Regions from separate parts of the Homo sapiens genome. Here regions 1, 3 and 4 are each linked to region 2. Evidence: chromatin loops called from intact Hi-C (ENCODE). Cell type or tissue: endothelial cell of umbilical vein. All regions are shown on one strand. Region 1 overlaps IER2 (immediate early response 2). Region 2 has its middle 17 kb from the start of YJU2B. Region 3 has its middle 10 kb from the start of C19orf53. Region 4 has its middle 18 kb from the start of IER2.

Region 1 (8,000 bases), 570 kb after region 2:
TGTTTTATTTTCATTGTAACCTTTTAAAAAACTGTTACTTTCTAAATAGGGAGAGTGATTAATAAGTGGGTTAACGCAAAGAAAACTATTACATGAATACAGTTAGCTGGGCATGGTGTCACAGGCCTGCGGTCCCAGCTCCTGCAGAGGCTGAGGTGGGAGGACTGCTTGAGCCTAGGCAGTGGAGGCTGCAGTGAGCTATGATGGCGCTGCTGTTCTCCAGCCTGGGCAACATAGCAAGACCCTGTCTATAAATGATAATAATAATAGTACAGTAGTTATGAAAATATCACAAATATCCTGACCCCTCAACCATCTGAGGTTTGAGAAATTCTAAGAGTCATGTAGAAGCCACTGATTTAATGAGATGATAAACATTAAGCATGTAACACCTGTTTACCCAAAACAACCTCATTCACTCATTCAGGCTCAGGCTGGACATTGGTAGAATTAACAGAATTAACTTCTGAGTTAGGGCACAAATCCTAAGTAAAAAATAAATACGTCCAGGTGCAGTGGCTCACGCCTGTAATCCCAGCACTTTGGGAGGCTGAGGCAGGCAGATCACTTGAGCTCAGGAGTTCCAGACCAGCCTGGGCAACATGGTGAAACCCTGTGTCTGCAAAAAATATAAAAATTAGCCAGGCGCAGTGGTGTGCACCTGCAATCCCAGCTACTCAGGAGGCTGAGGTGGGAGAATCTCGTGAACCTGTTAGGAAGATATTGCAGTGAGCCAAGATCGTGCCACTGCACTCCAGCCTAGGCAATAGAGCAAGACCCTGTTAGAAAAGAAAGAGCCAGGCGCGGTGGCTCATGCCTATAATCCCAACACTTTGGGAGGCTGAGGCGGGCGGATCACGAGGTCGAGATGGAGACCATCTTGGCCAACATGGTAAAACCCCGTCTCTACTAAAATACAAAAAATTTCGGCCAGGTGCGGTGGCTCATTCCTGTAATCCCAGCACTTTGGGAGGCCGAGGTGGGTGGATCACCTGAGGTCAGGAGTTTGAAACTAGCCTGGCCAACATGGTGAAACCTCGTCTTTACTAAAAATACAAAAATTAGCCAGGCATGGTGGCGGGTGCCTGTAATCCTAGCTACTCAGGAAGCTGAGGCAGGAGAATTGCTTGAACCCAGGAGGTGGAGGTTGCAGTGAGCCAAGATTGCACCACTGCACTGCAGCCTGGTTGACAGAGCAAGACTTCGTGTCAAAAAGAAAAAAAAAATTAGCTGGGCTTTCGGCTTGGAGGAGCCCAAGGTGCAGCTTTCTTCGGTTGTCCAGAATCCAGGTTTTTCCAAAACCAATCACCTCCACCATGCTGCCAAAGTTCAACCCCAACGAGATCAAATTTGTATACCTGAGGTGCACTCGGGGTGAAGGGGGTGCCACTTCTGCACTAGCCCCCAAGATCGGCCCCCTGGGTCTGTCTCCAAAAAAGCTTGGTAATGACCTTGCCAAGGCAATGGGGTGACTGGAAGGGCCTGAGGATTACAGTGAAACTGACCATTCAGAACAGACAGGCCCAGATTGAGGTGGTGCCTTCTGCCTCTGCCCTGATCATTAAAGCCCTCAAGGAACCACCAAGAGACAGAAAGAAACAGAAAAACATTAGACACAATGGGAATATCACTTTTGATGAGATCGTCAACATTACTCGACAGATGTGGCACCGATCTTTAGCCAGAGAACTCTCTGGAACCATCAAAGAGATCCTGGGGACTGCCCAGTCTGTAGGCCGTAATGTTGATGGCCGCCACCCTCGTGACATCATAGATGACATCAACAGTGGTGATGGCTGGGCGCGGTGGCTCACGCCTGTAATCCCAGCCCTTTGGGAGGCCGAGGCAGGCAGATCACGAGGTCAGGAGATCAAGACCATCCTTGCTAACAAGGTGAAACCCCGTCTCTACTAAAAATACAATACAAAAAAATTAGCCGGGCGTGGTGGCAGGCGCCTGTAGTCCCAGCTACTCAGGAGGCTGAGGCAGGAGAATGGCGTGAACCTGGGAGGTGGAACTTGCAGTGAGCCGAGATCGCGCCACTGAACTCCAGCCTGAGCGACAGAGCAAGACTCCGACTCAAAAAAAAAAACCCCAAAAAACCAGAAAAACCCACAGTGGTGCTGTGAAATGCCCAGCTAGTTAAGAAGCACAAAGAAAAATATTTCAATAAAGGGTCATTTGACAACCGGTGGGAAAAAAAAAATTAGCCAGGTGTCGTGGTGTGCGCCTGTAGTCCCAGCTACTTCGGAGGCTGAGGCAGGGGAACTGCTTGAATCCGGGAGGCCAGGGTTGCAGTGAGCCGAGATTGCACCACTGTATTCCAGCCTGGCAACAGAGCGAGACTCTGTCAAAAACAAAAAAGAAAAGAAAAGAAAGAGACAAGGAAGAAAAGAGAGAGAAGAAGAAAAAAAAGAAAAATTAGCTGGGTGTGGTGGCGTAGTCCCAGCTACTCCAGAGGCTGAGGTGGGAGGATTGCCTGAGCCCAGGAGCTCGAGGCTGCAGTGAACTGTAATCAAGCCACTGCACTCCAGCCTGGGTGATAGAGAGACTCTAGTTGAAAGAAAGAAAGGAAAGAAAGGAAGAAAGGAAGGGAAGGAGGGAGGGAAAGAAAAGAAAGAAAGAAAAAGGAAAGAAGGAAGGAAGAAAGAAAAGAAAGAAAAAGAGAAAGAAAGAAAAAAAAAAGAAATTAGCTGTGCATGGTGCCTGAGCCTGTGGTCCAACCTGCTTGGGAGGCTGAGGTAGGAGGATTGCTTGAGTCTGGGAGTTCGAGGCTACATGGCTACACTGAGCCATGATTGCACTGAAAACTCTTGGCCTCAAGTGATCCTCCCACCTCAGCCTCCTAAATTTTTGGGGTTACAGGCATGAACCATGGCACCCAGCACATTTAGCATTTTCTACGTGCCAGCACTCTGCTAGGTTTGTTGTAAGGATTACATGTGTAATCTCAATCCTTACAACAAACCTAAAAGGCAGGGACTATTATTGTCCCCAGTATACGGTTGGGGAAACAGGCCCAGAGAGGTCAAGTGACTCACTCAAGGATGCATAGCAAGAAAACGAAAGTAGACCTGGTTGTTTCCCTCCCTCCAGAATATGTTCTTCTTCTTCTTCTTCTTCTTCTTTTTTTGAGACAGAGTCTTCCTCTGTAGCCCAGGCTGGAGTGCAGTGACACCATCTCGGCTCACTGCAACCTCTGCCTCCTGAGTTCAAGTGATTCTCCTGCCTCAGCCTTCGGATAGCTGGGATTACAGGCGCCTGCCACCTTGCCTAGCTAATTTTTGTATTTTTAGTAGAGATGGGGTTTCACCATGTTGATCAGGCTGGTCTCGAACTCCTGACCTCAGGTGAGCTGCCCACCTCAGCCTTCCAAAGTGCTGGGATTACAGGCATGAGCCACCATGCCCGGCCCAGAATATGTGCTTCTTACCTGACTTCTGCAGCTGGCCTTTGTCACTCAGCATCATGTTTCTGGTACCGAATTATCTGTGTGGCCTGTGTGTGTAGTTCTGTCTGGCTCCGGCCTTTTATCCTCTGGGGAGGACCCATCTGGGAGGATGGGCATGTAGGCTGTGCTGTTTGCAGTTTGTGCCAATTTAGTACAAGCCAGCAGCAAACACCTTTCTGGAGTCTCCTGCAGCAGGCTTGGGGTTCCCTGCTGGAACCTGCTGGTCACAGGATGGGTGACCTTTTTAGTTTTCACAGCCATTGTCCAATCAATTAGTCCAGGCCTCACCAATGTTATTTGCTGTGACAAGGTTCAATGCTGCCTTTTCTGATGGGTCCAGTGGGGTCTTGGGGATGGGTGTGTCTTAAGGGGATGTGTCTGTAGTGTGTTTGTTCCAGCCCCATCTTCAGTCCCATCACTTTCAGTCCCCAGCCCCACGGTGGCCGGGCACCGGAAACCCCCAAGAGGCCCGGGCGGGGGCGGGGGTCGGCCAAGCCGCTTCCCGCGGAAGGAAGGGCCCGGCGGTTCCTGCGACAGGATGCGCGGCAAGGCCCCCTCCCCAGGGGCCCGGGACTTCCCTGAGCCTTGCCACGCTCGCGGGGGAGGAACTCCGACGCGGGTGCATTGAGCTACCGCCTGCGGTGTGGGGCTCCAGTGCCCCCACGTCCCCTGGGAGAGTTGGGTGGGTCAGGACTCGGAGTAGGTGGCGCCTTTTAAAAGTCCCCCCACGTGTTCCCAGGAAGGAATCAGGCAGCCGTGGGGGCGAGCTTGGCTGGAGAACGGTGAGAAGCTCTCCTTCACAATCCACACAGGAGAGGAAAGGGGGTGTGGGTTGGGCGGGAGGGGAGCCAAAGCTCCCAGATTCCACCAGCAGACGTTCTGAGGCCGGCTTGCCCCTCCTTCTACCCTGTGGCCACGGGGTCAGTTCCCCTGGGGTCATGGGAAGCCTGCGGCGGCAGAGCCAGCCGTCGGCGGGGCGGGGCGAGCGCTTTCCCGGCGCCTGCCGCCGCCACCACTCCCCGCACCTGCGACTCCTTTGTCTTCCCGACAGGCCCCCTCCCTTCGCCCTGGGGCAACGCCCACAACCCCACTCTTAAACCTACGTGGGGTATATTGAAAGGGCTTTCTCGTTTCGGGGTGGTTATTCTAGAGCTGGGGAGTGACCCAAGAAAATAACTAGGGCTCTAATGGGCATTTTTAAAAACCTAATGCCGGGTGGAGAAGCTGCTTAGAGGCCCATTTCACAGATGAGGAAACTGAGGCTGCACGTCCCTGCCTGAGACACACAACGATTCCTCGAGGAAGATACGGGAACTGGGGACTAAAGAGCCCTTCAAAGCTCACCCGCTCAGCTCCACCTGATACTGTAGGGCCCCGGCCACAGCTGATTCAGTTTGGTCTAGGGGGTGGGGGCGAGATCTACCACCTTTCAAGGCTTCAAAGTGCGTGCAATCGATCCCCAGCTCCGCTTGGGGCAGTGTGTTTAGCACTATTGTCTCAACTCAGAAAGCCCCGATCTCCCTGTCCCGGAGTTGTAGGACAATTTCAAGGGAACCCCCAAATCTGGGGGAGGCGGGGCTCCACCAGTTAGGGAATGCCCGGGCAAGGAAAAGGGGGCCCAACCCTCTCTCGCCCACGTGGTAACCGGTCAGACCGGTTCTTGGGGCCCCAGCGAGCGGCTGCCAGCCCCTGACGCTTTAACCCCGCCCCTCCCCCACCACAGCAGAAAACCAGACAGCACCGGCTTTTTTACTCAAATGGTTTTTATTTTCCTATCTGACATTTCTAACAAAACGCCAGGTAGACGGAGTTAAAAAGAATCCACCGCACGAAAGGTAAACAAAGCAGACCCTCAGAAACTCCCTGGCAAGGATGTTCCCCTCCCCAGATTGGCCCAGTTTCACCAGCAACTGGTCTCAGCTCAGCCTTATGCCTTTCCACTGACACCCCCCACCCCTCCACATTCTCGTGATTCAGACCAGGAACTTCTCGGCTGATTGTGTCCGTGTGTCTGAGGGAGGGGCACGCTGGAACCTGGGAACCTACTGGGCACCTCTAATGCAGATGAGAAAAACTTGAGAATGTGAAAGTAGATCAGTCCCCGCTCCCACCCGAAGGTGCAGAGACGCGGGACATTAACCAGCAGCACGCGGGGGTGAAGTAACTCAGGCCACTCTCCTCCCCACTGCCCAGGGCGGGTGCACGCCCCAGGACCTCCTCCCAGGCCCCACACCCACGCAAGGCGACAGGAAGCTCCCCACGCCTGCCCCATGACGCAACGATGACCGCTTATACAAGTATGTCAGCGGAGGGGGAAGGGGAGTGCCTGGAATTCTCCGAGGTTGGAAACGCAAAACCAACTCTTGAAAAACCTTGAAAGGGCCAGCACAGCCCACAGTACAAAATGAAGTCCGACCCTGAGGAGATCTTTAAAAACAAACAAACAAACAAAACAAAAAACACAACACCCAAGCCTCCCTTCTCCCAGTCCAGAAGGAGAGCGAAAGGTTCACGTCCCAGTCCACTAAGACAGCACCTGTGGGCGCAGGTCTCTGCGGAAGGCGCCCGCGCCCCCGGCTCAGACTCCTCGGTGCCGTCCCTGCACACTGAAGGCGATGGCTCCCCGGGGACAGAGTCCCTCTCCGGGCCTCTCAGCAGCCCGGGCGGCGGCTTCTCTCCACGGTTTTCGCGGGCGCTTCCCCCAGGATGGAGGGGGGTGGCCTCGCCTCAGGTCTGCGCCCTCGGGCCGACGGTTCGACGCGCGCTCTGGGCTCCGGCAGCGCCGCTCGGGGTCCTCAGAAGGCCACCACGGCCCGCACGAGCACGTTGAGCATGCTGTCCGCCGGGCGGCAAGCGGGCTTTGCCTCGCACGCGGGCGGCGCCGTCGGAGGGGCCGCGGGGCTGCAGTTCAGGAGGCCGGAGAAGCGCCTCTGCAGGACGCGGGCCAGGTTGGGAAAGGCGCCCTCCGCTTGCGCCGGAGGGGGCTGCAGGCGATCGGCGACTTCGGATGACGCTCCCTCCTCTTCTTCCTTTTCTTCCAGACGGGCTTTCTTGCTCGGGACCAGTCCAGCGTCCCCGCCGTCGCTCAGGCTGCTGCTGCGTCGTTTGCGGCTGACTTTGGCGGGGCGCGGGGCACAGCAGGCGGAGGTCTCCTCGGCTGTCGGCGCCTCCTGCGTGTCCATTGGCTCCGGAAACGGGTGCTCACCGTCGGGGGTCGCTGTCTCGGCCGTGGACTCGGCTTCTCGGGGCGGGTGCAGGCGAGGGTCAGAGGGGAGGGCGGCCGGCAACGACACCTCGGGCTCGAGGGCCTCCACCTTGGCCGAGAGGTAGAGCTCCCGGGCGCTGCGCATGACCAGCGACAGCTGCAGACTCCGGTGCAGCCGCAGGCCACCGCGCTGCATGCGGGAGTGATACATCTTCCACACCGACAGGGTCATGATGCGCTGTGCCTCTTTCTGCACTTCCATGGCGACTCGACGGCGACAGCGGCGGGGGCTCCCGGGAGGGACAGAACAGGCAGCAGGTGCACTCCGGACAACGGGCTCGCTCACGCCTCTCTACACAAACCAACCCACGCAGTGACACTGCTAGGACGCTCTGCCCAGGCGCCCGCCACCCAGGCCCTTTTATACCCCCAGTGACGTCACTGAGACACCCCGCCCAACCGAAGGACGCATCCGGGCTTTCCAACTCGTCGCGGCCAAACACTCCTTAAAGAGACAGAATGCGATTTACCCAGCAGGGAAAGGGGACGGGAACCCTGGCGAGGAGGAGCGTCCCCCGACTCCACGCTGAGCTTTCTGGGTGGGCTCCTTTCTCTGAGCCCCGCCGATGCATCAGCGCCTTGGCCCAAGGGAGGGGGGCCGGGGGTGGAGCTCACGGCCTACCCACATGCTCCCGTCTGGAGGCCCCAGTGGGTCGTGGGCAGCAAGTTTCCCTTCACACAGGGGAAGACCCTGGTTCCAGCCTGAACATCCCCTGTGGCCACTGTTCTTAGCATTTACCAGGTGTGTCTAATGAGTGTTTTCTGCACCAATAATCATGCTAACAGCGCTTACAACGTGCCAGGCTAGGTTAAGAGCTCTCCTTTTATCAATAATTCACCGATCCCCAGCCTCCACTCCTCGGAGGATACTGTTCTATCTGCTTCCTTCAAGTGGGGAAACCAAGGCAGAGTCACTAGGCCAATATTTACTAAACAAACAATATTTGCTACTGCTGTGAAAGGGGGCCACTGGGGCCTCCAGCTCTTCGGTCTCTAGCGTACGCCAGCCCTTGCTTGTAGGCGGTGACCCGCCCCGGGCTACGGGTTCCCGTGATTCGTACCAAGCCATTCCCCCGCAGTTTCCCGCGACAGGAGCTCCACGGGTGGGTTCAGAGCTCGCACGGCTGCGAACCCGGCGCGCACGACAGTCCCCGTGAACACGTGGCTGCCGCCCCCCAAACAAGGGGGCCGAGTTCCGTCTCCGCGTTCGGGGAGGCGGGGTTAGGTTGGGAGCTGGAAACCCAGCAATGCAGAGACAGAGCAGATAGAAAATCTCCGCCCTAC
Region 2 (8,000 bases):
CCTTGGCCAGGGCTAGTTCCACTCAGTTGAACTGTTGATTACAATCATCCATTGTGTTTCATATAATCCAACTGGGTCAACCAGTTTCCAGAAAATCTGGCTATTTTAAGAATCTTAGCCAGGTGCAGAAGCTTGTGCCCATCCCAGCACTTTGGGAGGCTGAGGTGGGAGGATCACTTGAGCCCCAGGGAGTTTGAGACCAGCCTGGGCAACAAAGTGAGGCCTCACTTCTACAAAACAGAACCAAAACTAAAACCAAAAACCAATTAGCTGTGCATGGTGGAGCACACCTGTAATCCCAGCTACCTGGGAGGCTGAGGTGAGAGGACCCTTTGAGCCCAGGAGGTTGAGGCTGCAGTGAGCTATGTTTGCAGCACTGCACTCCAGGCTGGGTGGTAGAGTGAGAACCTGTCTTAAAACAAACAAAAAAAGGGCCGGGCGCGGTGGCTCACGCCTGTAATCCCAGCACTTCGGGAGGCCGAGGCGGGCGGATCACTTGAGGCCAGGAGTTCAAGACCAGCCTGGCCAACATGGTGAAACTCTGTCTCTACTAAAAATACAAAAATAGCCAGACGTGGTGGTGTGTCCCTGTAATCCCAGCTACTTGGGAGGGTGAGGCAGGAGAATCACTTGAACCCGGTGGCAGAGGTTGCAGTGAGTGAAGATCGTGCCATTGCACTCCAGTCTGGGTGACAGAACGAGACTCCATCTCAAAAAAAAAAAAACAATCTCTACAGTGAGAGAATTAATATAGTGTATACTTTCTGGTAGAGGACAATGGTTAAAGAATTCAAGACCAGGCGTGCTGGCTCACGCCTGTAATCTCAACAATTTGGGAAACTGAGGTGAGAGGGTCTCTTGAGGCCAAGAGTTTGAGACTAGCCTGGGCAACATAGTGAGACCCTGTCTCTACAAAAGATACAAAAATTAGCCAAGCAGGGTGGTGCATGCCTATAGTCCCAGCTACTAGGGAGGCTGAAGTGGGAGGATCCCTTGAGCTCAGGAGTTGGAGGCTACAGTGAGTCATGATTGCACCACTGTACTCCAGCCTGGGGGACAGAGTGAGATCCTGCCTCTCAAAATAAAATGAAACAAAAACAATAAAATAAAATAAAGAATTCAAATCTATTTAGTGAAAACTAACAGATTTCTCTCTTTTAATTCTTGGCTCATGGCCAGTGTTTCTCAATAGGAGCCATCTTCACCCCTTCAGGGGCAATGTCTGCAGACATTTTTGGTTGTGACAAATTGGGTTGGGAGGGAGTGTTCATGGCGTCTAATGTTCGTTTTTTGTTTTTTTGAGATGGAGTTTCACTCTCGTTGCCCAGGTTGGAGTGCAATGGCATGATCTCGGCTCACTACAACCTCCACCTTCTGGGTTCATGCGATTCTCCTGCTTCAGCCTCCCGAGTAGCTGGGATTAGAGGCATGTGCCACCACGCCCAGCTAATTTTGTATTTTTAGTAGAGACAGGGTTTCTCCATGTTGGTCAGACTGGTCTTGAACTCCTGACCTCAGGTGATCTACCCACCTCGGCCTCCCAAAGTGCTGGGATTACAGGCGTCAGCCACCGTGCCTGGCTATGGCGTCTAATGAGCAGAGGCTGGATATGCTGCTCAACTTCTCACAGTGCACAGGACAGCCTTTGCACTACAAAGAATGATCCGGCCCCGAATGCCAGTAGTGCCAAGGTTAACAAACTCAGAAATCAAAATAGCTCAGTTTGAACAGGAAGTTGGTGGGCCGTTTGACTAAGATGGAGATGCCAGGTGGGCTTAAGAATTTTCCAGCAAGGCCGGGCGTGGTGGCTCATGCCTGTAATCCCAGCACTTTGGGAGGCCGAGACAGGTGGATCACGAGGTCAGGAGATCGAGACTATCCTGGCTAACACCATGAAACCCCGTCTCTACTAAATATACAAAAAATTAGCCGGGTGAGGTGGCGGGCACCTGTAGTCCCAGCTACTCGGGAGGCTGAGGCAGGAGAATGGCGTGAACCTGGGAGGCAGAGCTTGCAGTGAGCCGAGATCGCGCCACTGCACTCCAGCCTGGGTGACAGAGCAAGACCCCGTCTCAAAAAAAAAAAAAAAATTTCAAAAGGTATGCATTTTTTATGCCGGGTGCAGTTGCTCATGCCTGTAATCCCAGCACTTTGGGAGGAAGAGGCAGGTGGATCACTTGAGGTCAGGAGTTTGAGACCAGTCTGGCCAACACGGTGAAACCCGGTCTCTACTAAAAATACAGAAATTAGCTGAGTGTGGTGGTGCATGCCTGTAGTCCCAGCTACTGGGAGGCTAAGGCAGGAGAGCTGCTTGGACCGGGAAGGCAGAGGTTGCAGTGAGCCGAGATCGTGCCACTGTACTCCAGCCTGGGCAACAGAGTGAGACTCTGTCGCAAAAAAAAAAAAAAAAAGAAAGAAAGTATGCACTTTTTTTTTTTTTTTAAGGAAACAAGGATCTCACTATGTTGCCCAGGAGGGATTGGCACTCCTGGGCTAAAGCGATCCTCCTGCCTCAGCCTTCCAAGTAGCTGAGACTACAGACTTGGGCCACCAGGCCTGTCAAGGTTAGCATCTTTGAGCTCCTAAGTCCAACACTATCGCCATCACTTTTATGGTCCGGATGGCGTTTGGGGCATTTTGGGCATTTTATTTCTTGCCTTCATTCCTTCTCCCCACCCTTAATATTTAAATATTATCCTACTCCCTCTGCTGAGATAGGTACAAGGCTCATCTCACCTCTGGATTCTCCAGTGAGGGTTACTCCAGGGTGGGCCTCTTCCCCTTCACGTCCTGCCAGGCAATCCCCTTGGGGCGAGTCATAACTTTTCTGGACCTCAGTTTCCTTCCCTGTAAAATAAGAACAATAATAATACTTCCTCGGGCTGTTGTCGGGGACTCTTCAGCCCACCACTCCCACCCCGAAGTCCTACCCAGCGCTCACCACAAAGCCTACCCTCTTCTGAGCTCTCTGAATCCTCAAAGCCTCCTCTGAGATAGAGGCTGTGAACGCCTTTCCTACAAATGGGGAAACTGAGGCTGGGAGACCCGAGAACTGGACCATGATCTCAAACCTTTGAGGGAGGGAGCTACCCTGGAAGGCGATGGTCTTCTCCAGAGCCCTCCCAAGGGCGCTCAGTACCACGTGGGCACCCAGAGAAGTTTTCTTATCCCTCTTGGCCCCCTCGGATCCTAACTCCCAGCTCGGCGAGGACCCTGGAAGCGGGTTCAGCCTTCGCTGGTTGAAGCCAGCTCCGAGGCGCATGCGCAAGTGAGCGCGCGCGGTGGCCTGTGGGAGGCTGGCTGCGAGTCCGAAGCTCAGCCCAGACGCCGGCGCTGTTGTCAGGGCGACCGGGGTGGGGCGGGGCCAGAACGTGGCCAAGCCTTTACTCGCTCTTCAATGGTCCCTTGTTTTCACGGGGCCAACCTTCTCTTAATTGTTCTTTGTTGTTAGTTCGTTCCCTTCCTCGATGGACAGAAGCTGACTTGTAGCGTGTGTCTACCAAAGGACAGGCAGAAGCAGGAGGATCTCGGCCATGATTAAGCGCCGGTGGAGACCCCTGACTCAATTCGGTTCATATACACGAGTCAATTTTTTTTTTTCTTTCCTCTTTTGCCTTTGAGTAATCTGTAATTTATTAGCGACATCTATAATTTATCTCACTTCTCCGGCCAGATCTTGCTTAGGCAAAACCGCAAACCTGAAGTTTGCAGAAATGACTCAGTGGTGACTAATTCCATTAGGAAAGCATTCTTCACAAAAGAGTTCACAGCAGGATTTCTTTAAATAGAAAACTTCCTCAGTGCACTGAAAACGATTCATTTTATATAAAACACATTTGGATACCGGATCCTCTTTTCTCTTCACTTTTTTTTTTGAGACTGAATCTTGCTCTGTCGCCTAGGCTGGAGTGCAGTGGTGCGATCTCGGCTCACTGCAACCTCTGCCTCCCGGGTTCAAGCAATTCTCCTGCTTCAGCCTCCCGAGTAGCTGGGACTTCAAGGGCCCGCCACCATGCCCGGCTAATTTTTGTACTTTTAGTAGAGACGGGGTTTCACCATATTGGCCAGGCTGTTCTGGGACTCCTGATCTTGTGATCTGCCCACCTCGGCTTCCCAAAGTGCTGGGATTACAGGCGTGAACCACCGCGTCCGGCCTATTGTTTTTGTAGTTGCATACAGACATAGTCAGGGCCACTGTGTACGATTGTGCAGGTTGTGCCCTGAACAAGTGTGCCTGGCCGAGGGCATGAGAATGGGGCTGAAGTCCGGCCTAGGCTGTGTTCTCCAAGTTGGAGGATAGGGCACCTTCTTCTAATTTGTCTTTTAGAGAGCATACTTCATTCTATTTGCATGAAGTTTCCGTGTGTGCCAGCTGTCTTCCTGCATACGATACTTTTAGTGTCAAAAATATAATCAGGCCTGGCGCGGTGGCTCACGCCTGTAATCCCAGCTCTCTGGGAGGCCGAGGCGGGTGGATCACCTGAGGTCAGGAGTTTGAGACCAGCCTGGCAAACATAGTGAACGCCCATCTCTACCAAAAATACAAAAATTAGCCCAGCATGGTAGTGGGCACCTGTAATCCCAGATACTCGGGAGGCTGAGGCTTGAGAATCACTTGAACCCAGGAGGCAGAGGTTGCAGTGAGCCGAGATCATGCCACTGCACTCCAGCTCAATGATAGGCCAAGACTGTCTAAAACAAAACAAAACAAAACAAATATATACACACACACACACACACACACACACACACACATACATACATACATATATAAAATCAGATACAGTTAGAAAAAAATTAAAAGTTCTTTGTCATACAGCAAGTCTTGATTCAGGAGATGTCAAATCAAGTGGTAAGAAGTTCTCTTACAGCAGTTAGGGCAAGTTTATAAGGCATAAAGGAGGAAGTATTTTGAGCTTTTTTGTGATTGGCTGTTTTACATTAACTTCTTTTTAAGGCAAATAGACCCGTTTAAGCTCATTTGTCTACAGCCGATTGGTTTAATTTCACTGAATCATGCTGACAAGGATGTAAAACTTACATTTTCATGTTTCATTTATGATTAGAGCTAGCATTTCAGGGGAATCAAGATGACAAACTTTGTGTGGTTATGGGTGGTTGGCCTTGGGTGGGGGGGATGAATCTAAACTATAGCCTTCATTTTAACGTTTTTTTGTTTGTTTGTTTGTTTGTTTGTTTGTTTGTTTTGAGACTGATCTCACTTTGTCTCCCAGGCTGTGGAGTGCAGTGGTGTGATCTCGGCTCGCTGCAACCTCCTCTTCCCAGGTTCAAGTGATTCTTGTACCTCAGCCTCCCGAGTAGCTGGGATTACAGGCGTGCGCCACTAAGCCTGGCCCACAATATGCTCTTAATTCCAGGAAGTGGCACAAAAATATACAGCCAAGGGGAAAAGTGTCTAAAGAGTTGAAATGTCCCATCTCATTGCTATTAGAAAAGCATGTTGAAACCATGCCTATCATTTATCCTCTTGTGAGCAAGAGACTTAATTTAATTTATTTTATTATTATTGTTATTATTATTTATTTATTTTTCTTTTTGAGATGGAGTCTCGCTCTGTCGCCCAGGCTGGAGTGCAGTGGCACGATCTCAGCTGACTGCAACCTCCGCCTTCCGGGTTCAAGCGATTCTTCTGCCTCAGCCTCCTGAGTAGCTGGGACTACAGGTGCATGCCACCATGCCCGGCTAATTTTTGTATTTTTAGCAGAGACGAGGTTTCACCATATTGGCCAGGCTGGTCTCGAACTCCTGACCTCATGGTCCACCTGCCTTGGCCTCCCAAAGTGTTGGGATTACAGGCGTGAGCCACCACTCCCTGCCCTTAATTTTATTTAAAAAAAATTTATTATTATTTTTTTCCCAAGATAGAGTCGTGCTCTGTCACCCAGACTGGAGTGCAATGGCATGATCTTGGCTCACTGCAACCTCCACCTCCTGGGTTCAAGCGATTCCCCTGCCTCAGCCTCCAGAGTAGCTGGGATTAAAGGCTTGTGCCACCATGCCCAGCTAATTTTTGTATTTTTAATAGAGATGGGGTTTCACCGTGTTGGCCAGGCTGGTCTTGAACTGACCTCAAGTGATCTGCCTGCCTCGGCCTCCCAAAGTGTTGGGATTACAGGCGTGAGCCACCGGGCCTGGCCAAAAAAGACAGTGATATTGAATGAAGTCTACTTAATAGTATTGTACCAATGTTAATATCATAGTTTTGACAAATGTGGCATGGTTATGTAAGACGCTCAGATTAGGGGAAGCTGGCATCGTACAATTTGCTTTCTTTCTTTTTTCTTTTTTTTCAGACGGAGTTTCACTCTTGTTGCCCAGGCTGGAGTGCAATGGCAATGGAGCGATCTCAGCTCACTGCAACCTCTGCCTCCTGGGTTCAAGTGATTCTCCTGCCTTAGCCTCCCGAGTAGCTGGGATTACAGATGCATGCCACCACGCCCTTTGTATTTTTAGTAGATATGGGGTTTCTCCATGTTGATCAGGCTGGGTTCGAACTACTGACCTCGTGAACCGCCCTCCTCGACCTCCCAAAGTGCTGGGATTATAGGCGTGAGCCACCGTGCCCAGACCAAAGTTTGCTTTCTTTTGCTTGCATAGCAGTGGTGCTGTTTCACCTTGCATGGTGGCCCAGTTAAGGGTTACTTGTCCCAGCCTTCATTGTAGCCAGGTGTAGCCATGGAGGGCACCGTCCGTCCAGTGAAAAATGAACAGTGATGAGGCATGGCATTTCTGGGTACGGGCCTTCTAACACCAAGTGTGGGCTACTCTGTGCTCTTTCTCCTCCATGGAGTAGAAACAGGGACATTCCTCCATCCCAGCATCAACCCTGCAACGGGGACAGTGCTCGAGGTGATGGCTGTTAGGAGTTACCTTGTGTCCCCTCAAAGATATGTCAAAGTCTTATCCCTCAGTGTCTGTGAATGAGACCTGATTTGGAAATCTATTTGCAGATATTACCAAGTTAAATGATGTCATTAAGGTGGGCCCCAGTCCAAAATGACTTCATTCTTGGATATTCTTGAAACTGCTACATTCTTGGGTCTCTGTTATATAACAGCTTAGTTTTTTTTTTTGAGATGGAGTCTCGTCCTGTCACCCAGGCTGGAGTGCAATGGTGCGATCTCGGCTCACTGCAACCTCCGCTTCCTGGGTTCAAGCGGTTCCCCTGCCTCAGCCTTCCGAGTAGCTGGGATTACAGGCACTTGCCACCACGTCTGGCTAATTTTTGTATTTTCAGTAGAGACAGGGTTTCGCCATGTTGGCCAGGCTGGTCTTGAACTCCTCAAGTGATCCTCTTGCCTTGGCCTCCCAAAGTGCTGGGATTACAGGCATGAGCTGCCTCGTCCAGCCACAGCTTAGTGTTTTTGTTTGTTTGTTTTTGGAAATATTGGACTAGTGTCTTTTATTTATTATTATTATTATTATTATTATTATTATTATTATTATTGTTATTATTTGTTTGTTTGGAGACAGAGTCTCGCACTGTCACCCAGGCTGGAGTGCAATGGCGCGATCTCGGCTCACTGCAACCTCTGCCTCCCGGGTTCACACAATTTTCCTGCCTCAGCCTCCTGAGTAGCTGGGGTTACAGGTGCCCACCACCACGCCCGGCTAATTTTTTTGTAATTTTTAATAGAGACGGGGTTTCACTATGTTGGCCAGACTGGTCTCGAACTCCTGACCTCGTGATCTGCTTGCCTCATCCTCCCAAAGTGCTGGGATTACAGGCGTGAGCCACCGCACCTGGCCTTACTATTATTATTATTATTATTATTTTTTTTTTTTTTTTTTTTTTTTTTTTTTGAGACGGAGTCTCGCTCTGTCACCCAGGCTGGAGTGCAGTGGCGGGATCTCGGCTCACTGCAAGCTCCGCCTCCCGGGTTCACGCCATTCTCCTGCCTCAGCCTCCCAAGTAGCTGGGACTACAGGCGCCCGCCACTACGCCCGGCTAATTTTTTTGTATTTTTAGTAGAGACGGG
Region 3 (8,000 bases), 54 kb before region 2:
AGATGGGGTTTCACCATGTTGGCCAGGCTGGTCTCGAACTCCTGACATCAGGTCATCCACGCTCCTCCGCCTCCCAAAGTGCTGGGATTACAGGTGGGAGCCACTACGCCCTGCCTTCAAACAGCTAACCCTGTTTTGAGACAGGGTCTTGCTCTGTTGCGTGGGTTGAAGTGCAATGGCGTGATCACGACTTGCTGCAGCTTCAACCTCCCGGGCTCAAGTGGTCCACCTGCCTCAGCCTCGTGAGTAGCTGAGACTGCAGGCGTGTAGCACTATGCCTGGCTAATTTTTTAAAACAATTTTTTTAAAAGAGATGGGGTCTCACTATGTTGGCCAGGCTGATCTTGAGCTCCTGGGCTCAAGCGATCGATCCTTCCACCTTGGCTTCCCAAAGTGCTGGGATTACAGGTGTGAGGGGCTGTGCCCAGCCAGTCCCATCTACTTGAAAGGCAGAGGAGGTAGGATCGCTTATGCCTCGGAGTTCAAGACCAGCCTGGACAATATAGCAAGACTCTTGTCTCAAAAAAAAAAAAAAAAAAAAAAAAGAGGAAAAAAAGGAGTTTGATGGGGGTAGTTCCAACCACCTGCGTCCTTCCTTCTCAGTAAAGCCAGCAAGCTTGGGCTTTGGGGAAATGGAAGCCAGATTGATCCTGCCCGCGCCCAGCGTGAGCTCACTGTCTAGGCATGTACAGCTCCTGACCCCAAACCACGTGTGCTCTCAACCCGTGGAAGATGGGGCTACCCTGGGGGCTCAGATGAAGGTGGAGACAAGGACCCCCAGCTCGTGGATATCTCCACCCTAGCTTTCTGAGGGTCCCTCCCTTCTGCCAGCCCCCTGCAGCACCCCCAGCCACCGTTGACTCAGGCAGGAAACCAGCTGGGTAGGCTTCGCTTGCTTCCTGGTCGCGACGACGCAGCCCCTCCGGCATGCGCAGCTGGCAAGATTTCCTTCTTGCATTTCTTTTCTTTCTTTTTGAAACAGAAGTTCATGGGCAAAGTGTCAGGGCCCTGCCAGGAGAAGTGGTCGTGCCAGGTCGAGGCGGGGGAAGGTGGAGGCAGGAGAGAAAGGCTTAGGCAAGAATAACTGTGTTTTTTTGTTTTTTTTTTTTGTTGTTGTTTTTTTTTGAGACGGAGTTTCGCTCTTGTTGCCCAGGCCAGGCTGGAGTGCAATGGCGCGATGTTGGCTCACCGAAACCTCCACCTCCTGGGTTCAAGTGATTCTCCTGCCTCAGCCTCCTGAGTGGCTGGGATTACAGGCATGTGCCACCACGCCAGGCTTATTTTGTATTTTTAGTAGAGGCAGGGTTTCTCCATGTTGGTCAGGCAGGTCTCAAACTCCTAACCTCAGGTGATCCGCTCGCCTCAGCCTCCCAAAGTATTTTTTTTTTGAGACGGAGTCTCGCTTGCTCTGTTGCCCAGGCTGGAGTGCAGTGGCGGATCTTGACTCACTGCAACCTCTGCCTCCTGGGTTCAAGCAGGAGTTCAAGCAGCTTGAACCTCCTGGGTTCAAGCTGGATTCTCCTGCCTCAGCCTCCCTGTAATGGGATTACACGCCTGTAATCCCAGCACTGTAATCCCCGCCGCCAGCACTGTAATCCCCGCCGCCAGCCAAGGCGGGCGGATCACGAGGTCAGGAGATCGAGACCATCCTGGCTAACATGGTGAAACCCCGTCTCTACTAAAAAAGACAAAATTAGCTGGGCATGGTGGCGGGCGCCTGTGGTCCCAGCTACTCGGGAGGCTGAGGCAGAAGAATGGTGTGAACCCGGGAGGCGGAGCTTGCAGTGAGTCGAGATCGCGCCACTGCACTCCAGCCTGGGTGACAGAGCAAGACTCCGTCTCAAAAAAAAAAAAAAAGAAAGAAATTGGTATGTCCCTTATCCTTAGGCTCCTGAATTCACACTGAGAGGGAGTGGGGATCCCAATGTAACAGACAGAGAAACTGAGGCTCAGAAAGGCTTTAATTTTTTTTTTTTTTTGAGACAGAGTCTCACTCAGTCGCCCAGGCTGGGGTGGGGTGCAGTGACGTGATCTCGGCTCACTACAACCTTTGCCTCCCAGGTTCAAGCGATTCTCCTGCCTCAGCCCCCCGAGTAGCTGGGACTACAGGCGCCCGCCACCACGCCTGGCTAATTTTTGTATTTTTAGTAGAGATGGGGTTTCGCCATATTGGCCAGGCTGGTCTTGAATTCCTGACCTCAGGTGATCCACCTGCCTCGGCCTCCCAAAGTGCTGGGATTATAGGCGTGAGCCACAGCGCCCGGCCAATAACTGTCAGGAAAAGCCACATTTAATGACGCCTCTGTCCCTGGGAGAGGGGAGCTAGGGAGGGACAGAGAGGACGGGGGATGGCAGGACTTGGGTTCCCACTGCTCTGCCCCCAGCACACAAGCGCAGCTCCTAGTCACATTGGTATGTCCCGCCAGGCGCGGTGGCTCACGCCCGTAATCCCAGCACTTTGGGAGGCCGAGGCGGGCGGATCATGAGGTCAGGAGTTGAGACCGTCCTGGCTAACACGGTGAAACCCCGTCTCTACTAAAAAACACAAAAAATTAGCCGGGCATGGTGGCGGGTGCCTGCAGTCCCAGCCACTCCGGAGGCTGAGGCAGGAGAATGGTGTGAACCGGGAGGCGGAGCTTGCAGTGAGTCGAGATCGCACCACTGCACTCCAGTCTGGGCGACAGAGCGAGACTCCATCTCAAAAAAAAAAAAAAAAAAAAAAATTGGTATGTCCCTTATTCTTAGGCTCCTGAACTCACACTGAGGGGGAGTGGGGATCCCAATGTAACAGACAGAGAAACTGAGGCTCAGAAAGGTTTTAATTTTTTTTTTTTTTGAGACAGAGTCTCAGTTGCCCAGGCTGGGGTGGGGTGCAGTGACATGATCTCAGCTCACTACAACCTTCACCTCCCAGGTTCAAGTGATTCTCCTGTCTCAGCCTCCCGTTTTGTTTTGTTTTGTTTTGTTTTGTTTTTTGAGACAGAGTCTCACTCAGTCGCCCAGGCTGGGGTGGGGTGCAGTGACGTGATCTCGGCTCACTACAACCTCCGCCTCCCGGGTTCAAGCGATTCTCCTGCCTCAGCCTCCCGAGTAGCTGGGATTACAGGCGCGCACCACCACACCCGGCTAATTTTTGTACTTTTGGTAGAGACGAGGTTTCTTCATGTTGGCCAGGCTGGTGTTGAACTCCTGACCTCAAGTGATCTGCTGGCCTCAGCCTCCCAAAGTGCTGAGATTACAGGCATGAGCCACGGCCCCAGGCTGAGACTCAGAAAGGTGAAGGGACTTGACGGTCACACAGTCAAAAAGTGGCAGAACCTGGCAAAGAACTCAAGGTGTGGGTTCTTCCGGAGTCTGGGGCTCCTGGCTCCAGCACTAATCAGGGCTTGGGGGAGTGCAGGAGGGGAAAGTCACCCAGGAAAGTGAAGGGGAAAATGAGGCTGTTTGGGGAGCCCTGAGGGGAGAGGTGAAGGGGGAATGGGTGAGTGCACATTCCAGACCCCATACCTGCAGTGCCTGAAAGCCCTTCCTTGCCCCTGGGGTGCTCCTCGAAGGGGCTGGCGTCAGAGGCACAAAGGGAGCCAGAATGCAGGATTCCTGGGCTGGTCGAGACGCCACCAGCCTGCGGGTGGATTTAACCCCGGTTAGAGGCGCCTCCTGGTGTCCAACTCCGGTGCCAGATGGCACCCAGAGCCCACCCCGTCCTGGCCCAGAGCCCACCCCGTCCTGGCCCTTGCCTTTCTGATTCCAGATAGAAAGACCGGAAGCTAATTTTTTGAAGGTGGCAAAATCACCACTCCCTTAACATATAAAGATGAATGGGTGCTAAAATGTTTTTTTCTTCCTGTTCGCCAGGTCAGAAATTTTTTTTGTTTCTTTTTTGTGTTTTTTTGTCTCTTCTTTTTTTCTTTCTTTTTTTTTTTGAGACAGAGCTTGCTCTGTTGCCCAGGCTGGAGTGCAATGGCACGATCTTGGCTTACTGCAACTTTCGTTTCCCGGGTTCAAGCGATTCTTCTGCCTCAGCCTCATGAGTAGCTGGGACTATAGGTGCCTGCCACCACGCCCGGCTAATCTATTTATTTTTAGTAGAGACGGGGTTTCACCATGTTGGCCAGGTTGGTCTCGAACTCCTAACCTCAGGTGATCTGCCTGCCTTGGCCTCCCAAAGTGCTGGGATTACAGATGTGAGCCACCACACCTAGCCTTGTTTTTCTCTTAATTTCACTGATGTGGGAAACAGGCAGATGTTATGTTCAAGAGAGTCTGAAAAAGACACTTTTGTTTTTGAGATGGGGCCTTGCTGCATCGCCCAAGCTGGAGTGCAGTGGTGCGATTTGGGCTCATTGCAGCCCCAACCTCCCGTGCTCAAGTGACCCTCCCAGTTCAGTCTCTGGAGTAGCTGGGACTCCAGGCATGCCCCACCACACCCAGCTAATTTTTAAAAATGTTTTGCAGAGATAGGGTCTTGCTATGTTGCCCAGGCTGGTCTTGAACTCCTGGCCTCGAGCAATCTGCCCACCTCCGCCTCCCAAAGTGCTGGGATTAGGCTGGGCGCAGTGGCTCACACCTGTAATCCCACACTTTGGGAAGCCAAGGTAGGCGGATCACTTGAGGTCAGGAGTTCGAGACCAGTCTGGGCAACATGGTGAATCCCCATCTCTACTAAAAATACAAAAATTAGGCGGGTGTGGTGGCGCGCGCCTGTAGTCCTAGCTACTCGGGAGGCTGGGGCAGGAAAATCTCTTGAACCCAGGAGGCGGAGGTTGCCCTGAGCTGAGATCATGCCATTGCACTCCAGCCTGGGTGACAGAGGGAGACGATCTAAAAAACATCATCATCATTAACAAAAACCACACACAGACACACACAAAGTGCTGGGACTGCAGGTGTGAGCCAGGGTGCCTGACCTTGAAAAAGACACTTTAGAAATCAAGCTGTTGAAGCAAAGGTGTGAATGTAGGCAAATTCGGTTTTCCACAGGGGAATAAGCGTTGTCAACTGAACCTCTAGGCTGGACAGGATATGACATTTGCATGTCTGTAGATAAGAACTATTTTGTATTGCTATCAATTTTCACAACTTACAGAGTTGTAAAATAGTTCAAAGACAATGATATGAATCAGGTACTCCGGAGAGGGTGTATTGTTTAGGAAGGGTGTATTGTTTATAGCTAAGGGGCTGAATGAACCATTGAATAATCATAACTCATTCACTGAAACAAAAGGTTTTAGAAGGAACCGTTCCTTCAATAAACACCTGCTCATCGAGTGCCTATTGTGAGCTGTTCTAGTTGCTTGAGACACAGCCCCGAACAGAGTCGGGGTCCTTGAGAAGCAAAGTAGAAACAGAGGAAAGTAACAGAAAGTGACCCTGGCTAAGAAGACAATCAAACAGGCCACTTCTGGGGGCAGGGGACAAAGAAGGCTTCTCTGAGGTGATGTCTCGGGGGAAGGAACTGTGGGCACAAAGGCAGGGAGGACTGTGGCCTGGATGGGAAGGGGATACAAACTTGGTGTTGTCTCTTTTTTCTGTTGTCACTGGAATGTCAGGTTTGTTTTGTTTTGTGTTTTTGAGACAGAGTCTTGCTCTGCCGCCCAGGTGGAGTGCAGTAGCATGATCTCAGCTCACTGCAACCTCTGCCTCCTGGGTTCAAGCGATTCTCCTGCCTCAGCCTCCTGAGTAGCTGGGATTATAGGTGTGTGCCACGATGCCGGCCAATTTTTGTATTTTTAGTAGAGACAGGGTTTCACCATGTTGGCCAGGCTGGTCTTGAAGTCCTGACCTCAAGTGATCCACCTGCCTCAGCCACCCAAAGTGCTGGGATTAGAGGCGTGAACCATCACGGCCAGCCTGAATGTTAGTTCTTAGTTCTGCCTAGAAGAGAGGTTGGCATGAAGTAGTCACAATAGCTGGGTGTGGTGGCTCATGTCTACAATCCCAGCAGTTTGGGAGGCTGAAGTGGGACGATGGCTTGAGGCCAAAATCAGTCGGGGCAACATAGGGAGACCCTGTCTCTACGGAAAATAAAAAAATTAGCTGGGCGTGGTGGTGCATGCCTGTGGTTCCAACTACTAGGGAGGCTGAGGTGGGAGGATCACTTGAGTGTAGGAGTTTGAGTTTGCAGTGACTTATGATCTCACCACTGCAGTCGCGACACAGCAAGACGCTGTCTCTAAAAAAATATAAAAGTAATCACAATAAGTACTGAACAAGGAGAACTTGGTTTCTCAAGTTACCCGTCTGGCCCTCTTCTAAGTTATACTTTCCTTCTTTCCTTTCCTTATTGTTTTAAGGCTTTTTAATAAACTTTCATTCCTGCTCTGAAAAAAAAAAATACTGAATGAGCCAAGTGGCCCTACCTGAAAGGCCTTAAGTCAGCTGGGTGGCTCATGCCTGTAATCCCAGCACTTTGGGAGGCCAAGGCAGGAAGATCGCTTGAGGTAGAAGTGTTTGAGACCAGCCTGGACAACATAGTGAGACCCCATCTCCCAAAACAAAAAAACAAAAAACAAAACAAAAAAAAAAACAGCTCATGCCCAGTGTCTCACATCTGTAATCCCAGCACTTTGGGAGGCCGAGGTGGGCAGATCACCAGAGGTCAGGAGTTCGAGACCAGCCTGGCCAACATGGTGAAACCCCATCTCTACTAAAAAAAAATTACCCGAGTGTGGTGGTGTGTGCCTATAGTCCCAGTTACTCGGGATGCTGAGGCAGGATAATCACTTGAACCCGGGAGGCGGAGGTTGTAGTGAGCCGAGATCACGCCACTGCACTCCAGCCTGGGTGACAGAGGGAGACTCCATCTCAAAAAAATAAAAAATAAAAAAAAAAATAAAACAAAACCAAGGGCAGAAGTCAATTACTGCCTGAGGTGGGCAGACAGCCAGAGAAACCAGGTTCCCTAGATGGGGCTCAAGGATGTGTGCCCTGGAAGCTGGAACAGCCAATCCCCAGCCCTGAACAGAGGCCGGGGATTGGCTGTGAAAGGGAAGCCCAGAAAGGAAAGAGCTACCCTTATCCCTCAGTCTGAGATCTGGGCCTCATTCATCCTCCAGCCCCTCCCTCCCCCTCCAGAAACAATGAGGGCGGGGCCTTCCTGGCAGCTTGGGAAACGCCAGACTACTCAGTCTTTCCATCTCATGCGTGCGGCTTCCACTGCCCTGATTCCTGATTTTTCAAGATGCTAAGTTAGGACTTTTTAATGAAATTTCTCTCTGCATGTTTGGGCGGGGAGGGGTGGTGGTGCTAAAATTCACCATTTTATTTTAATTATTTTTTGAGACCATGTCTCACTCTGTCACCCAGGCTGACATGCAATGGCACCATCTTGGCTCACTGCAACCTCCGCCTCCCAGGTTCAAGTGATTCTCCTGCCTCAGCCTCCCAAGTGGCTGGGATTACAGGCACTCACCACCATACCCGGCTAATTTTTGTATTTTTAGTAGAGTTGGGGTTTTGCCATATTGGCCATGCTGGTCTCGAACTCCTGGCCTCAAGTGATCCACCGGCCTTGGCCCCCCAAAGTTCTGGGATTACAGTTATGAGCCACCACGCCCGGCCTAATGCACCATTTTAAAGTGCACAGTTCAGTATAATCACAATGTTGTACAATCACTTCTGACTCCAGGACATTTTCATACCCCTTGAAAAGAAACCCCATTCCCGCTCCCTCAGCCCCTGGCAATCACTCATCTGCTTTCTCCCCCCATGGATTTGCCTGTTTGGGACATTTCATGTAAGTGGGACGATTCAAGATGTAGCCTTTTGTGTCTCGCTTTGTTCACTTAGTTTATTTTCAGGCTCATTCTTGTAGTTTCCTGGATCAGTGCTTCATTCCTTTTTAAGAGTCGGGATCTGGCTTTGTCACCCAGGCTGGAGTGCAGTGGTGAGATCATAGCTCACTGCTGCCTTCAACTCCCAGGCTCAAGTGATCCTCCTGCCTCAGCCTCCTAAGTAGTTGGGATGACAGGCATGAGCCACTGCACTTGGCCTTCCTCCCC
Region 4 (8,000 bases), 560 kb after region 2:
GGCCGAGGCGGGCAGATCTAGAGGTCAAGAGATCGAGACCATCCTGGCTAACATGGTGAAACCCTGTCTCTACTAAAAATACAAAAAAATTAGCCGGGTGTGGTGGCGGGCACCTGTATGTAGTCCCAGCTACTTGGGAGGCTGAGGCAGGAGAATGGCATGAACCCAGGAGGCGGAGCTTGCAGTGAGCCGAGATGGCGCCACTGTACTCCAGCCTGGGTGACAGAGCAAGACTCCGTCTCAAAAAAAAAAAGAAAAAGAAAGAAAGAAAGAAAGAAAAAAAAAGAACACATATGCTCCAGCTGGGCACGGTGGCTCACACCTGTAATCCAGCACTTTGGGAGGCCGAGACGGGTGGATCACCTGAGGTCAGGTCAGGAGTTCGAGCCGCCAGCCTGGCCAACATGGTGAAATCCCATCTCTACTCAAAATAAAAAAATTAGCTGCGCATGGTGGCGGGTGCCTGTAATCCCAGCTACTCGAGAGGCTGAGGCAGGAGAATCGCTTGAACCTGGGAGGCAGAGGTTGTAGTGAGCTGAGATCGTGCCACTGCACTTTAGCCTGGGAGAAAGCAAGACCTCATCTCAGAAAAAAAAAAAGAAAAAGAAAACACACGGTCTAAGTTACTTTGCAGGTTGGTATGAGTATGGACAGGTAGAACAGGTGAAGCAGGCGGCAAGGCTGCGCCCCACCCCACCCCAACATTTGGCAACATCTGGAGACATCTTTCATTGGCACAGGGTTGAGGCCAGGGCTACTACTCAACATCAAAGATGCACAGGGTAGCTCCCTGCACAAAGAGTGATCTGGCCCCACATGGAGAAACCACAGGCCGGGCGCAGTGGCTCATGCCTGTCATCCCAACACTTTGGGAGGCTGAGGCAGGAGGATTGCTTGAGGCCAGCCTGGGCAACACAGAGAGATCCCCATCTCTGAAAAAAAAAAATTCTTTTTTGAGATGGAGTTTCACTCTATTACCTAGGCTGGTGTGCAGTGGAGCAATCTTGGCTCACTGCAATCTCTGCCTCCCAGGTTCAAGTGATTCTCCCACCTCAGCCTCCCAAGGAGCTGGAATTACAGGCACTCACCATCATGCCTGGCTAATTTATATATATATAATTTTTTTTTTCTTGAGACAGAGTCTCACTCTGTCGCCCAGGCTAAAGTGCAGTGGAGTGTTCTCAGCTCACTGCAACCTCCATCTCCCGGGTTCAAGCAATTCTCTGCCTCAGCCTCCCAAGCAGCTGGGACTACAGGTGCCTGTCACCACGCCCGGCTAATTTTTGTATTTTTAGTAGAGACAGGGGTTTCACCAGGTTGGCCAGGCTGGTCTCGAACTCCTGACCTTGTTATCCACCTGCCTCGGCCTCCCAAAGTGCTGGGATTACAGGCGTGAGCCACCATGCCTGGCCTAAGAAAAAAACTTTTTAAATTAGCTGACCATGGTGGCCCACATCTGTAGTCCCTGCTACTCAGGAGGGTGAGGTGGGAAGAATTGCTTGAGCCTAGGAGTTTGAGGCTGCAGTGAGCTATGATCATGCCATGAGCTCCAGCCTGGGTAACAGAATGAGACCCTGTTTCAATAAAAAAACAAAACACAACAAAACAGGAGTTGGAAGACAAAGTTTTGGAGAAGAAGTGAGATTCTCACTGGCCTGGAACACCAAGCAAGAGGGGGCTTGGGGCTGCCTGGGTTGCTGGGAAGAGCTGCCAAGGGACCTGTCCAGTCTGGGGAGTGGCCAGGCCAGCAGGGAAGACAGCAGGAGCATCCCTCCTAGCTGAGCATTGTCCCCATCTTTTCAAAATTTACAGGTCAGCTGCCAGGGAGGGAGCCACCCAGAGCAGAGGATGGGCTCACTCGGGTTATCTGGGACAATCACAGGTAACCTCAGTCTGTCTGAGGCAGCCTGAGGGTGGGGCAGAGAATTTCCCAGGAGCCCTGTGGGGTGGGGTGTGCCTGGCTGTGTGGGACCCGCTGGGCCTGGACAAGGCAACTCTGAGAGTTAAGGAGACCGAGCTAGCCCGTCCAGTCTGACCAGAAACCCAGGCTCAAGGTTGGGATATGAGGCCATGGGGGTGGATCCTAGCTCCAGACTCCCAGCCTCAGGGACAGGGCTGGCTTAGTCATCGTGGAACCACTGGGAAGTTGAGGGATGTGTGTGCCTGCCCCACCCTCCACCCCAGGGATGTCCAGAGAGTCATGAGAAAGAGGGACAATGACCAGGCGTAGTAGCTCATCACAGTACTTTGGGAGGCAGAGGCAGGAGGCTCACTTGAAATCAGGAATTGGAGACCAGCCTCAGCAACATAGCAAGACCCCATATCTGCAAAAAAAATTAAAAAATTAGCCAGGCATGGTGATGTACACCTATAGTCCCAGCTACTTGGGAGGCTGAGGTGGGAAGATCACTTGAGCACAGGAGTTCAGGGCTGCAGTGAGCTATGATCATGCCACTACATTGCAACCTGGGTGACAGAGTGAGACCCTGTCTCTAAAAAAACAAACAAAAGAAAAAAGAAAAAGAAGAAAGGCCGGGCTCACGCCTGTAATCCCAGCATTTTCAGAGGCTGAGGCTAATGGATAACTTGAGGCCAGGAGTTTGAGATCAGCCTGGCCAACATGGTGAAACCCTGTCTCTACTAAAAATACAAAAATCGGCCAGGCATGGTGGCACATGCCTGTAGTCCCAGGTACTGGGGAGGCTGAGGCAGGAGAATTGCTTGAACCTGGGAGGTGGAGGTTGCAGTGAACTGAGATGGCACCACTATACGGCAGCCTGGGTGGAAAAAAAAAAAAAGTCAAGTAAAAGAAAGAGGCACAAGCCTGGGAGAAAGGAGGGGAACCAATGAGGATCCCAGGCATATGGAGATACAGCAGTGCCCACTCAGTGCTCAGAGAACAAAGGCCCTCCCATGAACACCCCCAATTACAAGTGGCCTCATCATAGCACTGCTGCCCTGCCCCTGCCAGAGCTGCAAAGCAAAGCAGAGAGAGGTTACATTATAGACATGTAACAAATGTTCTTATGTACGCCATACATATGCAAAAATAACTGATTTTCTTGAGACTGGGCCTTGCTTTGTTACCCAGGCTGGAGTGCAGTGACATGATCATAGCTCACTGCAGCCTCAAACTCCTGGGCTCAAGCCACCCTCCCGCCTCAGCCTCTAGAGTAGCTGGGACTACAGGTGTGCGCCACCACACCTGGCTAATTTTTTGCAGAGATGGGGGTGTGGTGGTCTTGCCATGTTGCATAGGTTGGTCTCGAACTCCTAGCCTCAAGTGATCATCCCACCTCAGCCACTCAAAGCTTTGGAATTACAGGCATCAGCCACTTTGCCTGGCTTAATTTTTTTTTTTTTTTCAGATGGAGTCTCAAAGTCTGGAGCAATGAAACCTCCTCCTCCCGGGTTCCTGATTATCCTGAGTCAGCCTCCTGAGTAGCTGGGGCTACAGGTGCATGCCACCACCACCAGCTAATTTTTGTATTTCTAGTAGAGTCAGGGTTTCACCATGTTGTCCAGGCTGGTCTCGAACTCCTGACCTCAAGTGATCCACCTGCCTCGACCTCCCAAAGTGTTGAGATTACAGGCGTGAGCCACTGCACCCTCTGAAACCCATGGTGAAACCCTGTCTCTACTAAAAATACAAAAAGTAGCCAGGTGTGGTGGCGCACGCCTGTCGTCCAGCTACTCGGGAGGCTGAGGCAGGAGAATCATTCGAACCTGGGAGGTGGAGGTTGTAGTGAGCTGAGATCACACCACTGCACTCCAGCCTGGGCGACAGAGTGAGACTCTGTCTCAAAAAAGAAAAAGAAAAAGAAAAAAAACCTCCCAGACTGAAGAGAAGGCTTTGGTAGATCCAGGGGCATGCACCCTCAGCTTCCCCCTCCAAACTGGCTTCATATCCAACCCTCATGGGAGGGAATTTCTGGTCCCAAACAGCATGACAGTACTTTGAAAATTCCAGTATCTGTTTATAAGGTAGTGTCCGCAGGGATTTGGAAAGTGTCTGGAGAACGCGTGGAAGGCAGCGCGCAGACTTTAGTGGCCTCCCCCAGCCAGCAGCACGAAGGGGTAAAAGGGTCCCAAGAGCCCCACCCCACCTACCGCCACCTCATCCTGAGTCTGAGAGCTGCAGCCCGCACAGACCAGGCAGTGAGTAATTGCAGGTTTGCTTCAAGCCTTCCGGGTCGTGAGAAACCAAAGTTTCACTCCGGAAGGGCGCGCCTCGGCAGCAGGGGAGAGAAGGAAGGGGGTTGGGGGTGGGGTGGTCTCAGGTGGAGGTTGGCAGCGAGCTGGCCTGGAGCCCAGGCTCCAGAGCTTACCAAGCCCCAGCTGCTGGGCCCCGGCCCCTCTGGCCTCTGACACGCCCCTGACTAGGCGGCCTCCCGACAGGCCCTCCCTGCCCCCCGGTCTAAAGGCTGAAGCAATGAGCCATTTCCTTTCCCGTGAACTCAGCCAGGGCCCCGCTGATTGCAGACACCACCAGCAAGGATGGGTACCAGGAAATGGCGGGGGCAGAGGGAGGAGATTGCAGCAGCCTCTCCAGTCTAGCAGTTTGATCATGCTCAGTAAATAATGTTTACAAAACAAGTAAATAAACAAGTGAGGGTGGGGCGCAGTGGCTCACGCCTGTAATCCCAGCACTTTGGGAGGCTGAGACAGGTGGATCACGAAGTCAGAAGTTCAAGATCAGCCTGGCCAAGATGGTGAAACCACATCTCTACTAAAAATACAAAAATTAGCCGGGCATGGTGGTGCACACCTGTAATCCCAGCTCCTCAGGAGGCTGAGGCAGAGAATTGCTTGAACCCGGGAGGCGGAGGTTGCAGTGAGCCGAGATCGCGCCTTGCACTCCAGCCTGGGTGACAGAACGAGACTCCATCTCAAAATAAATAAATTTAAATAAACAAGTGAACAACAGCAAACAAAAAACTTTGTCTTTACCCAGCCCCTGGACTGAGCGTGCACAGATTGACCCCTGGGGAAGTGTTCATCCTGCAGAAAGGGGAGAAGAGAGGAAAATGAAGTGAAGTGGCAAATGATTCTAAGAGGGAACCTGGTGAGTGATCAGCCCTGGATATGAGGAAAGAGAAAACAGGTAGCCCAGGAGTGGCAAGGAGACCTGGGGTGCGGCTCTCAGCTCCCAGAAGGAGCTGGTTCCTTATCTGAGAACCAGAGATAGAAGCTGGGTTTAAGCAAAAGTTCACCAACCAGGACAAAGGTCCTCACACTCTCCTCCTCCCCACCGAAAAGAAAAGAAAAGAAGAAAAATCCGGCCGGGCGTGGTGGCTCACACCTGTAATCCCAGCACTTTGGGAGGCCGAGGCGGGCAGATCACGAGGTCAGGAGTTCGAGACCAGCCTGACCAACATGGTGAAACCCCGTCTCTACTTAAAAAAAAAAAAAATACAAAAATTAGCTGGGCACGGTGGTGCACGCCTGTAATCCCAGCTACTCAGGAAGCTGAGGCAGGAGAATTGCTTGAACCTGGGAGGCAGAGCTTTCAGTGAGCCAAGATTGGGCCATTGCACTCCCACCTGGGCGACAGAGCAAGACTCCATCTCAAAAAAAAAAAAAAATCCAGGAGAGGAAGAATGTCAATGGGCTTTGCTTTACTGGACAGGGTAACCCTGGACACTTTGTTTAACCACTCTGTGCCTCAGTTCCCCTCAGTTCCCTCATCTGTAAAATGGGGCTAATGAAAGTGCCTACCTGGTGGGGCACAGTGGCTCACACCTGTAATCTCAGCACTTTGGGAGGCTGAGGCAGGCAGATCACCTGAGGTCAGGAGTTCCAAGACCAGCCTGGCCAACATGGTGAATCCCCATCTCTGCTAAAAATACAAAAATTAGCTGGGCGTGGCGGTGCATGCCTGTAATCCCATCTACTTGGGAAGCTGAGGCAGGAGAATTGCTTGAACCTGGGAGGCAGAGGGTTCAATGAGCTGATATCGCGTCACTGCACTCCAGCCTGGGCAACAGAACAAGACTCCACTTCAGAAGGAAAAAAAAAAAAAAGGCCGAGCGCGGTGGCTCACACCTGTAATCCCAGAACTTTGGGAGGCCAAGGCGGGCGGATCACCTGAGGTTGGGAGTTCGAGACCCACATGGCGAAACCCCACCTCTCTACTAAAAATATAAAATTAGCCGGGCATGGTGCCCATGCCTGTAATCCCAGCTGCTCAGGAGGCTGAGGCAAGAGAATCACTTGAACCCAGAGACGGAGGTTGCGGTGAGCTGAGACCGTGCCATTGCACTCCAGCCTGGGCAACAAGAGTGAAACTCCGTCGCGGGGGGAAAAAAAGGCCTACTTTAGGGCTGGGCTGGGCACGGTGGCTCATTCCTGTAACCTCAGCACTTTGGAAGGCCGAAGGCAGGAGGATCACTTGAGCCCAGGAGTTAAAGACCATCCTGGGCAACATAGCAAGACCCCTAAAAAAAAAAAGAGTGAAGTGCCTACTTTTTATCCTGACCCAGGCTTGTGGTGAGGATTAAACAAATGCACGGAAGTGACCAAGTACAGCATACCTTCAGGGCCTGGGGCTGCCATAAGCATCAGTAAGTCTCTCTCTTGACTATGGGAGAGGTTATCTTACCCGTAAAAAACCAGAAGCCTCCAGGGCAGAAGCAAAGTCTCTGGGGCCTTTGGAGGCTCTCGGAATCTTCCGAGGGCATTTCTCAGACTCTCTGTGTAAACAGAGGGGACTTGGCTTGAAGCCTCAATTAACACAGCAGTTAATTCCCCCAACATGACTTCTCAGGGCTCCCAGGAGAAACAAACCGTTTCCAAGGCTCCCAGCCCACTCCTGCCCCTTAGGGAGCTCCTAGACTGCCGTGTCCTCTTGGTAGGCCCCTGAAAGAACTTCTACAAGCCAAGGGAAACTGAGACCCAGGCTGCCAAGGGAACTGACTCAGGGATCGTGGCCCCTAGGTAAGCCCAGCAAGGCAGCTAGAACAGTGGTTTGCAGACATGGCTGTTCCTTGGATTCACCTAGGATGCCTGGGTTCCCCGACCCCATCCCTGTCCATGCCCTGGAGATCCTGGTGTAACCTATCTGGGGAAAAGCCTTGAACGTCTCTGAGCTCAGTGCACAGGCTTCTCCCAGGCTAGCCCTGCCCCGTCCCTGACTGCACAGCCCTCAGCAATAGAGGAGAAAGCCCTGTAACTCCATCAAGTGAGAAAAGGTGTGATTCACCTCACCCCTCCTAAGTACACTCACAAAAGCCTCAATTAACACAACAGTTAATTCCCGCAACAAGATTTCCCCTCAGGCTGCCTCTGCCCCTTCCCACAAGGCGGGACCTGGGAGGTGCTCCCTGCAGCTGCACCCCGAGGAAAGGGTTAACAGGAAGTGCCTGGCGTCCTGCAGCCACAGAAGCCCCATTGTTCTTCAGCCTGTCCCCTCCCCCTCGTCCAGGAAGACCCTCTGGGGAGCCCCTTCCAAGGGGCCGTGGAGTCTCTCCAGGCTGAAGGCCAGCCCATCGGGAGAGTGTGCACAGGAAAAGGAAACCGGCTGGGTGCGGGCTGAGGAGGCACAGCTGTCACTGACGCATCTTGGGCGGGGGGCAATTTCCGAGGAGGGGCGCTCCACCTTGCCCGCCTGGTGTATGCGGGAGGGGGTCAGCCCTCCCTGCAGTCCCCATCTGGAAGCTACAAGCCTTTGATTTGGGGTTCTTAAGTAAAACTGGATCCTCTGCCTCCCTCCAGCCATGCCCCCGCTCCACCCCAAGCATCCCTGGGTCCGAAAGTTTAACATCCCACCCCTCCTCCATCTGATTTCAGATCACTCCTCCAGGTCCTAACTGTCAGCTTTTTCTGATTAACTGTGCTGGGTGGGGTGGCCTGGATTGGGGGTGGGGGGGTTGCAGGAAGGAGGAGAACTGTTGGCAATTCCCTGGGAGCCCGAGGGGGCGGGCTGGCTGAGGGTGAGCAGCTGGCAACCAGACAGGCCGAGGCCCTGGGTGGACAGGCCGAGGAGGAAATTAATTGGTGCC

What was found. A loop is a pair of places that touch in the nucleus more often than their neighbours do. Peaks named below come from ENCODE experiments on the same cell type or tissue, not always from the same donor. Only the 100,000 strongest peaks of a DNase experiment are listed, where the experiment ranks them.
Region 1: it touches region 2 in a loop (5-fold over the local background); 6 of 110 quality-filtered maps call a loop at or near these places.
Region 3: it touches region 2 in a loop (2.5-fold over the local background); 16 of 110 quality-filtered maps call a loop at or near these places.
Region 4: it touches region 2 in a loop (5-fold over the local background); 7 of 110 quality-filtered maps call a loop at or near these places.

The regions. Positions count from the first base shown.
Region 1 is chr19:13,152,105-13,160,104 of GRCh38, reverse strand. IER2 (immediate early response 2) reads right to left here. Exons shown (of 2, transcript NM_004907.3): 2 at 5,194-7,161. The coding sequence starts at 6,918. The coding sequence ends at 6,247. It also overlaps the pseudogene RPL12P42. Among named protein-coding and RNA genes, the nearest start is that of IER2, 5.7 kb to the right of the region's middle. RefSeq lists enhancers at 1,683-1,732, 1,823-1,882, 2,433-2,542, 2,880-2,969, 3,270-3,419 and 3 more and silencers at 3,780-4,049, 4,260-4,579, 6,190-6,299. In endothelial cell of umbilical vein, CTCF peaks have their summits at 4,884 and 6,453; DNase peaks (open chromatin) are centred at 4,394, 4,994, 5,634 and 7,084; H3K4me3 peaks cover 4,099 bases; H3K27ac peaks cover 4,669 bases.
Region 2 is chr19:13,727,022-13,735,021 of GRCh38, reverse strand. It overlaps a transcript of YJU2B not described here. Among named protein-coding and RNA genes, the nearest start is that of YJU2B, 17 kb to the left of the region's middle. RefSeq lists an enhancer at 3,158-3,207. In endothelial cell of umbilical vein, no CTCF peak of the experiment used is centred here; DNase peaks (open chromatin) are centred at 3,371 and 3,701; H3K4me3 peaks cover 730 bases; H3K27ac peaks cover 2,735 bases.
Region 3 is chr19:13,780,773-13,788,772 of GRCh38, reverse strand. No RefSeq gene overlaps it. Among named protein-coding and RNA genes, the nearest start is that of C19orf53, 10 kb to the right of the region's middle. RefSeq lists enhancers at 599-888, 1,953-2,914. In endothelial cell of umbilical vein, a CTCF peak has its summit at 3,645 (motif pointing left); DNase peaks (open chromatin) are centred at 812, 3,652, 5,122 and 7,072; H3K27ac peaks cover 2,472 bases.
Region 4 is chr19:13,164,041-13,172,040 of GRCh38, reverse strand. No RefSeq gene overlaps it. Among named protein-coding and RNA genes, the nearest start is that of IER2, 18 kb to the right of the region's middle. RefSeq lists enhancers at 1,418-1,918, 1,919-2,419, 4,112-4,739, 6,191-6,768. In endothelial cell of umbilical vein, no CTCF peak of the experiment used is centred here; DNase peaks (open chromatin) are centred at 4,320, 6,750, 7,410 and 7,990; H3K4me3 peaks cover 475 bases; H3K27ac peaks cover 5,198 bases.